Regions from separate parts of the Homo sapiens genome. Here region 1 is linked to region 2. A link is a loop called in an ENCODE intact Hi-C map of the cell type or tissue named here. Cell type or tissue: OCI-LY7. All regions are shown on one strand. Each heading gives the region's core, and the rest is flanking DNA. Links, peaks and the distances in the headings are about the cores only. Region 1 has its middle 24 kb from the start of LDLRAP1. Region 2 overlaps SELENON (selenoprotein N).

The links. A loop is a pair of places that touch in the nucleus more often than their neighbours do. Peaks named below come from ENCODE experiments on the same cell type or tissue, not always from the same donor. Only the 100,000 strongest peaks of a DNase experiment are listed, where the experiment ranks them.
Region 1: it touches region 2 in a loop (4-fold over the local background); 19 of 110 quality-filtered maps call a loop at or near these places.

The regions. Positions count from the first base shown.
Region 1 is chr1:25,517,299-25,522,665 of GRCh38, forward strand. No RefSeq gene overlaps it. Among named protein-coding and RNA genes, the nearest start is that of LDLRAP1, 24 kb to the right of the region's middle. RefSeq lists enhancers at 555-1,202, 1,371-1,965. In OCI-LY7, for the core only: CTCF peaks have their summits at 320, 3,340 (motif pointing left) and 3,542; a DNase peak (open chromatin) is centred at 3,363.
Region 2 is chr1:25,808,752-25,814,048 of GRCh38, forward strand. It overlaps SELENON (selenoprotein N), which reads left to right. Exons shown (of 12, transcript NM_206926.2): 4 at 1-38; 5 at 275-399; 6 at 932-1,069; 7 at 2,703-2,784; 8 at 2,940-3,128; 9 at 3,936-4,041; 10 at 5,130-5,242. Among named protein-coding and RNA genes, the nearest start is that of MTFR1L, 8.6 kb to the right of the region's middle. RefSeq lists an enhancer at 1,876-2,750. In OCI-LY7, for the core only: CTCF peaks have their summits at 1,321, 2,279 (motif pointing left) and 2,493; DNase peaks (open chromatin) are centred at 1,020, 1,390 and 2,260; H3K4me3 peaks cover 935 bases; H3K27ac peaks cover 1,079 bases.

The sequences.
Region 1 (5,367 bases), core at 244-5,243, 290 kb before region 2:
TCCTTTGAGTGTTGGCTTCATTGTCACTCTCTACCTGGTGGCAAGAAGGTACTGGCAGCCTCTAGTTCTACAGCCAGGTTCCCTCCAATGGTAAACAAGCAAAAGTCCTAAGAGCCACTCAGACTGACTCTGCCTGGCTCTGGCCACCCCTGAACCAGTCACTGTGGAACATGACACAGACTATGGCTGGGACTGGACTTGGGCACCCTATACCCAAGAAAAAACTGGGACACTCTTACCGCAATGGTAAGCAGGTGCTGGACACGAAAAACAGGAGATGCTGCTGACACCTGGGGGAGGCCTGTCCCCACCCACTCAGAGACACGCCCCCTGCCACCGATCCAGGGAAGTGCGCAGCAGGTCAGCCTTTGGCTGCCGTCAGTCGGCCAGTCTCCCACATCTCTGGGACTCCTCTTGCCACGTCGCAGCTGGGAGAGGCCTAGGGAGAGGGGCTGTGTGCACGGATTGGCAGTGGGAGAGAGATGTAGGCCAATCAGAATATCACGCGGGTTGGAAAGGGGGCTACTGTGCGCGAGGTGCCTTCTCGTGCCCTGCCTCAGTGGGACCCTCACCTTAGCTCCGTGCAGGTGAGGAGGCTGGGCCTGGGCCAAGCTCTCACAGCTACAGGGTGCTGGGTGGAAGGGGGCCTCCTGCACTCGGAGCTCTTGGCTTGTCTCCACCCAGCAGCTCCCTTGAGGAAGGTGGGGAAGGTCGCAGCTTTGTGCAAAGGGAGCGAGTACACAATGTGGCCGCCTCCTCTTTTCCATCCCATCACCTCTCATTTCACCAACCTGCCTGAGGCTGCAATCAACACTCCCCGCGTGTGGGGGCGGAGCCAACCCACGAGGCCATGCTTCAGGCCCCTGATTGGTTCAGGAGTAGCGCTTGACCTAATGAGGCGCTACCAATGGGATGCAAAGAGACGTTCCCTGGCCTTCTGCCAGAGCGGTTTCCCTGTTCTCCCAACAAACAAACATACCTGGACCACGTGGCGCGAGGATATTAAGTTTAAGATGGTGGCAGCAGTTTTTGAGACCTTGCAGAGAGAGCTGCTGAAAGCTGCTGGGGGCGCAGCCTCTCAGGTTGTACACGAGGTGCTGAGGTTTTTTGTTTTTAATTTATGTATTTATATGTATTTATTGAGACGGAGTCTTCCTCTGTCGCCCAGGCTGGAATGCAATGGCGCCATCTCGGCTCACTGCAACCTCCGCCTCCAGGGTTCAAGTGATTCTCCTGCCTCAGCCTCCTGAGTAGCTGGGATTACAGGCTCCCACCACCACGCCTGGCTAATTTTTGTATTTTTAGTAGAGACGTGGTTTCACCATGTCAGCCAGGCTGGTCTCAAACTCCTGACCTCACACGATTCACCTGCCTCAGCCTCCCAAAGTGCTGGGATTACAGTGTTTTTTTATTTTTATTTTGTTTATTTTTATTTTTTTAAGACAGAGTCTCAGTCTGTCTCCCAGGCTGGAGTGCAGTGGCGCGATCTCGGCTCACTGCAACCTCTGCTGCCTGGGTTCAAGCAATTCTCCTGCCTTAGCCTCCCGAGTAGCTGGGATTACAGGCACCTGCCAGCACACCCAGCTAATTTTTGTATTTTTAGTAGAGACGGGGTTTCACCATCTTGGCCAGGCTGGTCTTGAACTCCTGACCTCGTGATCCACCTGCCTCGGCCTCCCAAAGTGCTGGGATTACAGTCGTGAGCCACCGCGCCTGGCCCGTTTTTTATTTTTTTAGGGTCAGAGTCTCGCTCTGTCACCTTTCAGGCTGGAGGGTGGTGGCATGATCATAGCTCACTGTAGTCTTCAACTCCAGGGCTCAAGCCATCCACTCATCTCAGCTTCCTGAGTAGTTAGGACTACAGGCATGGACCACCACGACTGGCTAATTTTTAACTTTTTTATTTTTGGAGAGCCAGAGTTTCGCTATGTTATCCAGGCTGGTCTCATAACTCCTGAGCTCAAGTGATCCCCTTGCCTCGGCCTCCCAAAGCACTGCTAGGCGTGAGCTACCAGGCCTGGCCCAAGGCACTGAGGTTTGGACTCAGGCTGCCTCCTGCCTCAGCCAGAGTGATGAGCACTCATCCCTTCTGTGTGCTCACCCACCACAGGCCTAGCAGGGACATCTAACTGCAGTAAACTTGTCCTGAATAAATGAACAGCAGGATGAGTGATGCCTGCCCTCAACTTCCTCTCCCAAATGAGCTACTGAACTGGACTTGGGTCCCCTTCAGTTGCTCCCTCCCCCATCTCAAATGTCTCTCAGCCTCAGTCCCCTCATCTGCATAATGTGCATAATAATGGTATCCTAGAATTGTTGTGGAAACTAGAGTTAATATATGTCTGGGACATAGTAGGTACATAGCAAATGCCAATTATTATTATTATTATTATTATTGGTATTATTTCTCTCCAGGAACTTTAGTTTCCTCAGCTGTGAAATAGCAATTCATTTATTCATTCAACCAACTGCTGATCATCGCCCATGTGCCGGCCATTGTGGTTAAGACCTAGAACAGTAGCAGATGAATGAGTCATGGTCTCTGCTTGGAGGGACTAACCTTCTGGTGTGGCGGACAGTCATGTTAAAACCCAGGCCTGGCACAGTGGCTCATGCCTGTATTCCCAGCACTTTGGGAGGCTGAGGCAGGCAGATCTCTTGAGATCAGGAGTTCGAGACCAGCCTGGCCAAGATGGTGAAACCCCGTCTCTACTAAAAATACAAAAATTAGCCGGGCATGGTGGTGTGCGCCAGTAGTCTTAGCTACTTGGGAGGCTGAGGCACGAGAATCACTTGAACACGGAGGTGGAGGTTGCAATGAGCCGAGAGCCGAGATAACCCACTGCACTCCAGCCTGGGCAACAGAGCAAGACTCCGTCTCAAAAAAAAAAAAAAAAACGGAATTAAAACCCAGTGGGAGGAGAGCCACAATATATGTAAAGTCTATGTAGAAGTTAGGCAGCCTAGGGGTGGTGGGCAGCTATCTCCAGAATTGGGCTAATTGAGGGGAAGGATGAGAGCTGACTGTGTCCCTTGCTCTTTCTGGCTTCTCGAGTTGGCATGAAAACTTTTGGGGTGGGCTTCACTGGCTGTTGACTAGGACCATACAGACAGATCACCAGAAAGCCCAGGCTTAGGGTAGGTAGATGAAAGTTAAGGATCAGGGAAGAATGAACCAAACTATATCTCAGGCATTTTCCCCTAAAATGTTACCTTAGTTTTTAAGAATCAAGTGAAATAATATATAAATCTAATTCTTTAAAGACTTTTATCCTTTTGAAAAATGAGTGCAATTTATTTTAATAGAGGTGAATCTGTGATATGAGTAGCCACATTACACCGCCACCTGGTGGCAGCATACTAAAGTCACAGGTTTGTTTTCCTTTGAGACCAAGGGTACACCACAAACTCAGTTGTTTTTGGACGTGAGCAAAGATACCAAAGCCATTTTCCCCTTTCCCCTTCTCCCCAACCCTCTACTAAAACCCACTTCCATGGTTGGAGCTCCCAAGCTTCCAGCATTTTTGATTCAGCCACACCTGCTCCAGTTTCCAGCAGAGAAGCCAGCCTAGTTTTCCTCCCCATCTCCTGCCTCAGGCCCATCCTGCCCTCCAACTCTACATCAGAGCTAAACTCCCCAAGCCCTCGGCTCAGGCCCCAAGGGGAATGTGGATCAGGGAGAGAACCCTGCCCGAGGGTAAAGGTTAAGAGTGCAGATGCTACATGCACTGATGTGGGTTTGAATCTCCAGCTGACCACTTATTGGCTGTGGTCTCTCTACATCTCTAAGGCCTCTCTGAGCTTCACTTTCCCCATCTGGAAAAAGTGGGATGCAGTCTGGATTTCTTTTTCTTTTCTTTTTTTGAGATGGAATTTCACTCTTGTCACCCAGGCTAGAGTACAATCTTGGCTCACTGCAACCTCCACCACCCAGGTTCAAGCGATTCTCCTGCCTCAGCCCCCCGAGTAGCTGGAACTATAGTCATGTGCCACCACACCTGGCTAATTTTTGTGTTTTTAGTAGCGACAGGGTTTCACCACGTTGGCCAGGCTGGTCTCGAACTCCTGACCTCAGGTGTTCCACCTGCCTCGGCCTCCCAAAGTGCTGGGATTACAGCGTGAGCTACCATCCCCAGCCTGGATTTTTTTTTTTTTTTTTTTGAGACATTTTCACTCTGTCACCCAGCCTCTTTCTCCTCTGCTCAAGCAATCCTCCTGCCTCAGCCTCCCAAGTAGCTGAGACTACAGGCACATACCACCATGCCTGGCTAATTTGTTTTTTGTTTTAGAGATGGGGTCTCACTATGTTGCCCAGGCAGCTCTCCAACTCCTGGGCTCAAGAGATGCTCCTGCCTCAGCCTCCCAAAATGCTGGGATTATAGGCATGAGCCACTGCACTCAGCCCTAACAGAGATTTCTTCTTCTTTCTGTTACACGTCCTTCTACTCTTCTTTCTACAAGAACTGGCGTGGGTGGAGACCAAGAAATGCTGGGGAGGAGAGGAATGGAGAAGATCATGAGAAGCAGAATGCCCCTTCACTGCTCTTCCACCCTTTGCCGGAAATGTCTAAGGCCTGTCCTGTAGGACCTCCCTCTCAGGCTCCTCTCCCCATCCCAACCTCTCCAGTTCCCTCCGCCAAAGTTCCTCTGAGCCTGGTCCCCAACACCCTGGGTCATCTGAGAACCCACTTCGCATTGAATGGGCCATGACTGCCTCCCACCCACCCTGACCTCCCCACTCCACCCCCAGCTTGGGGCATTTGCACTGTGTTCCAGGCATTCTGGAAGGGGAGAAGTTTTGGAGCTGGGCTTCCTCAAACTTGGCAATCACTGGAGCTCTGTCCTAAAGCTTAGGAAATCAGCTTTCCACCCAATGGTGATGCTGTCTGGATCTTGTGTGGCCTTGGTCAAGTCACACACTCTCCCTTGAGCCCTGAATTCCCCATCCCGATATAGACCAGCTCTGACAGCATGGCTGCTGGGCCTGCCGAAGGGGTGGGCAGGGTGGGCAGGTCCTCTCCCCCCACCCACTTTCTCCTTGGAGAACCCCAGGATCCTGCTCAGAGGAGGAAGCAGTGCTCCCCCTAGGGAAGCGGATCCCAGGGGACTCCAGAATCCTCCCCCACACTCTGCGGGCAGCCAGCACTAAGTGCTGTATTAATTATTACCAGCCTCCCCTGGGAAGCAAATTCAAAGTGAGGTCACCATGGTAACCCAGACACTGCAATGTGACCAAATTTTTAAAGTGCTCAACATGTTCCAGGCAAATTACCTATCGATGGAAGAGAAAAGAATGAGGCTTCAATCCCACAGTTCAGTGGCCTTAGGAAGAAAAGCCCAGAAGCTCCCATGGGGCCTGGAACCTTT
Region 2 (5,297 bases), core at 298-5,297:
ACAACCGCTTCTATCCACCGCCGCCCAAGGGCAAGGAGGTGAGGACAGCTGGGGTGCGACGTGGGGCCCCTCCGCCCGAGCCCAGGAGTGGCCACCCCTCTGTCTGCGCCTGGACCCCAGTGCCAGGCCTGCTCCACCTGCTCTCCTGCCTTCCTCTGGACCTGCCCCCTCCCCATGGGGCCCCTGGGCCGTCGGGTCTGGGCTGACCCCCACCCCAGCGGATCCAGGCCCAGCGGGACCCAGCAAGCCAGTACGTGCCTCCCGCCGCCCCCAGGTCATCATCCACCGGCTCCTGAGCATGTTCCACCCTCGGCCCTTTGTGAAGACCCGCTTTGCCCCTCAGGGAGCTGTGGCCTGCCTGACTGCCATCAGCGACTTCTACTACACTGTGATGTTCCGGTGAGTGGGCCACACTGGCTGGCCTGGAGCACCGGGGAGGCATGACGGTACAGCGCCCAGAGGGGAGGGCCCAGCTTGAGCCCCCCAGCTCCACCTCTCCTCCCACTGCCGTCTTGGGCAAGCAGCTTTGGCTCTCTGAGCCTCAGTTTTCTCACCTGTGGATCCGGGTGCTGATGACTTCCTCGTAAGGCACGTGAGGGTTCAGAAAGAAAAGTTGTGGAACTTGCTTGGCACGGGGCTGGTAGCCATGGTTGTGCCATCCACACAGAAGTGGGAAGGACACCCAGTCACACATGCCCTCCAGAAGCTGTGAAGGCTGGGGGAGGGGGTCCAGGCAGGGCTTCCAGAGGAGGGGCATGTGACCCGGGCCTCGAAGGATGAGCAGCATTTGGAGAGCCTCGCTGCTGCCCACTGGCCCATCCACCTCCACCCCCACACTCAGCCTCCTCTCCCTGATGATTCTGGCCAAGGCTTCCCGGGCTCCTGGGGAGAAGGTGGGCAGCTCTGGTGCAGCAGATCCCCTTCCCCACAGGATCCATGCCGAGTTCCAGCTCAGTGAGCCGCCCGACTTCCCCTTTTGGTTCTCCCCTGCTCAGTTCACCGGCCACATCATCCTCTCCAAAGACGCCACCCACGTCCGCGACTTCCGGCTCTTCGTGCCCAACCACAGGTGGGAGCTTGACCCTGGCCCAGCCTTGGCTCCCTCCTACAGCTTGTCCTGCTCCCCAGCTCCAGGAGCCTAGGGGCCTCTTCTGTCTCTGCCCCTTCCTTTGCTCCCCAGAGCCCATCTCATGGGGCTGACGTGGCAGGAGGCGGCATGAGGCAGGCAAGAGAATGAGCTGATCACCCACCAGCTCTTCCCAGGCACCCGTGGCCTGGCCCTCCACCTCTGTGCCTGGGACCCAGTGCAGCAGTCCGCAGACCCTTCCTGAAGCTGGGCCTCCCCGCCCTCATACTGCTGACAGGCCCCAGGCAGAGCTGTAACCGCAGCCTGTGCACGCCACCAAGAGGAAGGCCAGCAGCTAGGCAGGGACCCAGCTGTGGGGTCCAGGAAGGCTTCCCAGAAGAAAAAGGTCATCTCAGCAGAGATCAGGGCTCTGAGGGTTTTGCTGGGCAGAGGAACAGCACATCCAAAGGCCAAGGGCAGGCCCTCCACTGCTGCAGAGCCCCAGAGGGGCTTCCGGGACGGTGCTACACCAGCCACCTGCTTGCCTCACCTCCTCAGGGCTGGCCACCTGTCAGCAGAGTAGAGGACCCCGGAGGCCCTGGCTTCAAGTTTGTCCAGATTCCTAACTGATAGCAAGTGGCCACCGAGTGGGCCTGAGTGACCGCTCTACAGGGATGAGACCTGGCTGGGAGCCAGGAGGTCTGCAGTTAAGTCTCTGCTGTGGAACCCATTGGCTGTGTGGCTGTGGGCAAGGCCCTGGCCCTCTGTAGGCCTGTTTCCTCATCTGCCGGATGGGAGACTGACTCCTGGCCTACTTCACCCACAGGGCAGGCGTGAGAGGATGGTCGGGATAACATGGGAAGAGAAAATTGCCCCTAGGAGTGGGGGTGGCTTCCCTCCCTCCCCAGAGTGGGAAGGGCAGGGGCTTCCCGGTCAAAGGGAAAAGGAAGAGGAGGGCACAAGCCCTCCATCTGCTCACCTAGGGCTGGGCACACCTGCCTCCATCGCAGGGTTGTTGAGGAGGGGGCCTGGACTGTATGGGACAGGAGGAGAGAGGCAGTGGCCAGCTCCAGGACCAGCTGTTCCTGGGCTCATGTCTGAGGACCAGGCACCAGGGACTGCTGACCCCCGGGGGTTACCTAGCTCTGCCCTCTGTGCCCCCTGCTGCGGAGGTGGTGGTTTGCCAGTGCTGGGGCTCCCTCGTGCGGCGGATCTGCAGATTGCACTGCTCGGCTCAGATTTCCTGCTGCCCGCCAGAGGCCTGTGCAGGGACCACGGTGCTCGTTTTCATTCCTGCCCCACCCTGTGACCCGCCTTGAGGCACTGGCCATCTCTCTGCTTCAAAGGGTCCTGGAGAGTACACGGGCCATGGCTGTGCAGGCCCTTTGTGAATTGCGAGGGGCAGGGCTGGCGGATGGTGAAGTGGCTCCAGTGCCTTAGGAAGGGGCAGCCTGGTGGGGAAGAGGGCCAGGGCTCTGCAGCCAGAATCCCAGTGGCTCTGAGAGCAGGTGTTCACCTTGAGAAACCTCAGTGTCCTCATCTGGAAAGTGGAGACAGTTGCAGGTATTATGTGAGATAAAGTGTGACACAGATAATGGGCTTTGATGATGGTGTCACTCTGCCCTGGCCATCCCAGGTCTCTGAATGTGGACATGGAGTGGCTTTACGGGGCCAGTGAAAGCAGCAACATGGAGGTGGACATCGGCTACATACCCCAGGTGAGCGCACAGGAGGCTCCCATCCAGGTGGGCTCGGCTGCAGGGCCCCGCCCTCCCTCTGCAATGAGTGGAGCATTTTGGAGGGTCTCTAGGGGAGCCCCTGAGGATTCTTGCCCATCTCTGAGCCTTCCCCCTACCACTGACCTCTGGCCCAGATGGAGCTGGAGGCCACGGGCCCCTCTGTGCCCTCCGTGATCCTGGATGAGGATGGCAGCATGATCGACAGCCACCTGCCTTCAGGGGAGCCCCTGCAGTTTGTGTTTGAGGAGATCAAGTGGCAGCAGGAGCTGAGCTGGGAGGAGGCTGCCCGGCGCCTGGAGGTGGCCATGTACCCCTTCAAGAAGGTGAGGCTGGGCAGGGGTGAAGGCCAGGGTCAGGCTGCATGGGCAGAGGCTGGGAGCTGTGGAGCAGCAGCTGGGCACAGACGCTGGTATGTGTGCAGGGCTTGCTACTGAGGCTGTCTCACTGTTGGGCCCAGCTGTGCCAGCGGGGCCTCCCCGCTGCCATTCAGAACTTGGAGGAAGAGGCCAGGTGCAATGGCTCATGCCTATAATCCAAAACTTTGGGAGGCTGAGGCAGAGAATCACTTGTGGCCAGGAGTTCAAGAGCAATCTGGGCAACATAGCGAGACCCCATATCTACAAAAGAATTTTTTTAATTACCTGGGGGTGGTGGTAGCACGCACCTGTAGTACCAAAGCTTTGGGGAGGCTGAGGCAGGAGGACTGTTTGAGCCCAGGAGTTCAAGGCTGCAATGAGCTATGATTGCGCCACTGCACTCCAGCCTGGGCAACAGAGTGAGACTCCATCTCAAAATAAAAAATAAATGAAAATAATAATAATAAATAGAACTTGGAGGAGACATCCATCCCCTGGCTTAGTAGCACCCACTTCACACACATACAAACACACACACTAACATATATATACACACACACATACACACATATACAAACATACACAAACATATATACACATACAAATGTACATATACACAGACATACACACAAATATATATGCCTACACACAAACACACACACACACACACACACACACACACACACACACACACTTGCACACACTACAGACTCAGCCCGAGTGGGACCCTGGCCGCTTTGATGATGGCTTCGCTCTGTCTCGGTGTGGCCCCAGGTCTCCTACTTGCCGTTCACTGAGGCCTTCGACCGAGCCAAGGCTGAGAACAAGCTGGTGCACTCAATCCTGCTGTGGGGGGCCCTGGATGACCAGTCCTGCTGAGGTGAGGGGCCCGGCTGGATCTAAGGGGAGCAGTGGGAAAGTCCACACCTTGTGGGGTACCAGAGGCTCTGAGACCAATGGGACTCTTCTGTTGAGTTGTGAGGGCCTCAGGGACTGCCCATGGTAGGGGCGTGGGGTGAGGGCTTGGGGGTTTCTGTGCTGAGCCCAGAGGGAGCTACCAGATGCTGAAGAAAGGGCCCTGGCAGACTGGGTTCAAACTCAGCCATTGTCAGCTTGGTAACCTTGACCAAGTGTCTTCCCCTCTGTGAGCCTCAGTTTTCTCAATAGTAAGAGGGGATAACACACTTACCTCTCATAGCTGTGGACATGGAGGTGAAAGTGCCGCATACACTGTAAAGTGTTATATACGTGTAAGAGAAAAAATCGGGCCAGAGGCTGGGCTTGTGTTAATTGATTCAGGAAATTCACCAGAGGCCCCCTAGATGCAACGTCCTTTGGGTGTCTGGCAGTGGGCACAAAGATGAACAAAACAGTGCCCCACCCTCACCCCGTCAACCGTCAGTGCAGCAGTGGGCTGGGTGCTTGCGTCCCACAGTGAGGAAGGCAGAAGGGGTCCCTGCCCTCAAAGGGGGAGACACAGTGCAAAGGCAGACACCAAATGAGTCAGTACAAGCACGGTGAGTGTTCTACAGGGGACAGTCCAGAGTGGCACCAGAGTGTATAACTGGGGGTCAGGGAAGGCTTTGTGAAGACAGTGATATTTACGCTGAGACTTTGAAGGATGAGTAGGAGTTTCTCAAGTGACCGGATGGAGTGTTCCAGGTAGAGGAACAGCCTGTGTGAAGGCCCTGGGACACAGAGCGTTCATTGGATTTAAGAAGCTGTCACTGTCTGCAAGTCCCCAGGGCCAGGTAGAACCCCTAACCCTAATCTCAGCCCAGGATGCTGGTATATTATTGATGTTAATTCCAACTATCATTTATTCAGCACCTACTCTACCTCAGGCTCTTTGAATCTGTTATTTCACTTGGGTGCAGAGACTGTCCTGCAGCCCGTGAGGTCTCCCCAAAGCAAGATTGCACCCCAGCAAGATGTGGGGGCGCCTCACCCTTCTGTCTTCCTGAACAGGTTCAGGGCGGACTCTCCGGGAGACTGTCCTGGAAAGTTCGCCCATCCTCACCCTGCTCAACGAGAGCTTCATCAGCACCTGGTCCCTGGTGAAGGAGCTGGAGGAACTGCAGGTGAGCGGGCAGGTGGCAGGAACAGGAGCGTCCGGAACAGTGGTGGGGGCCGCGG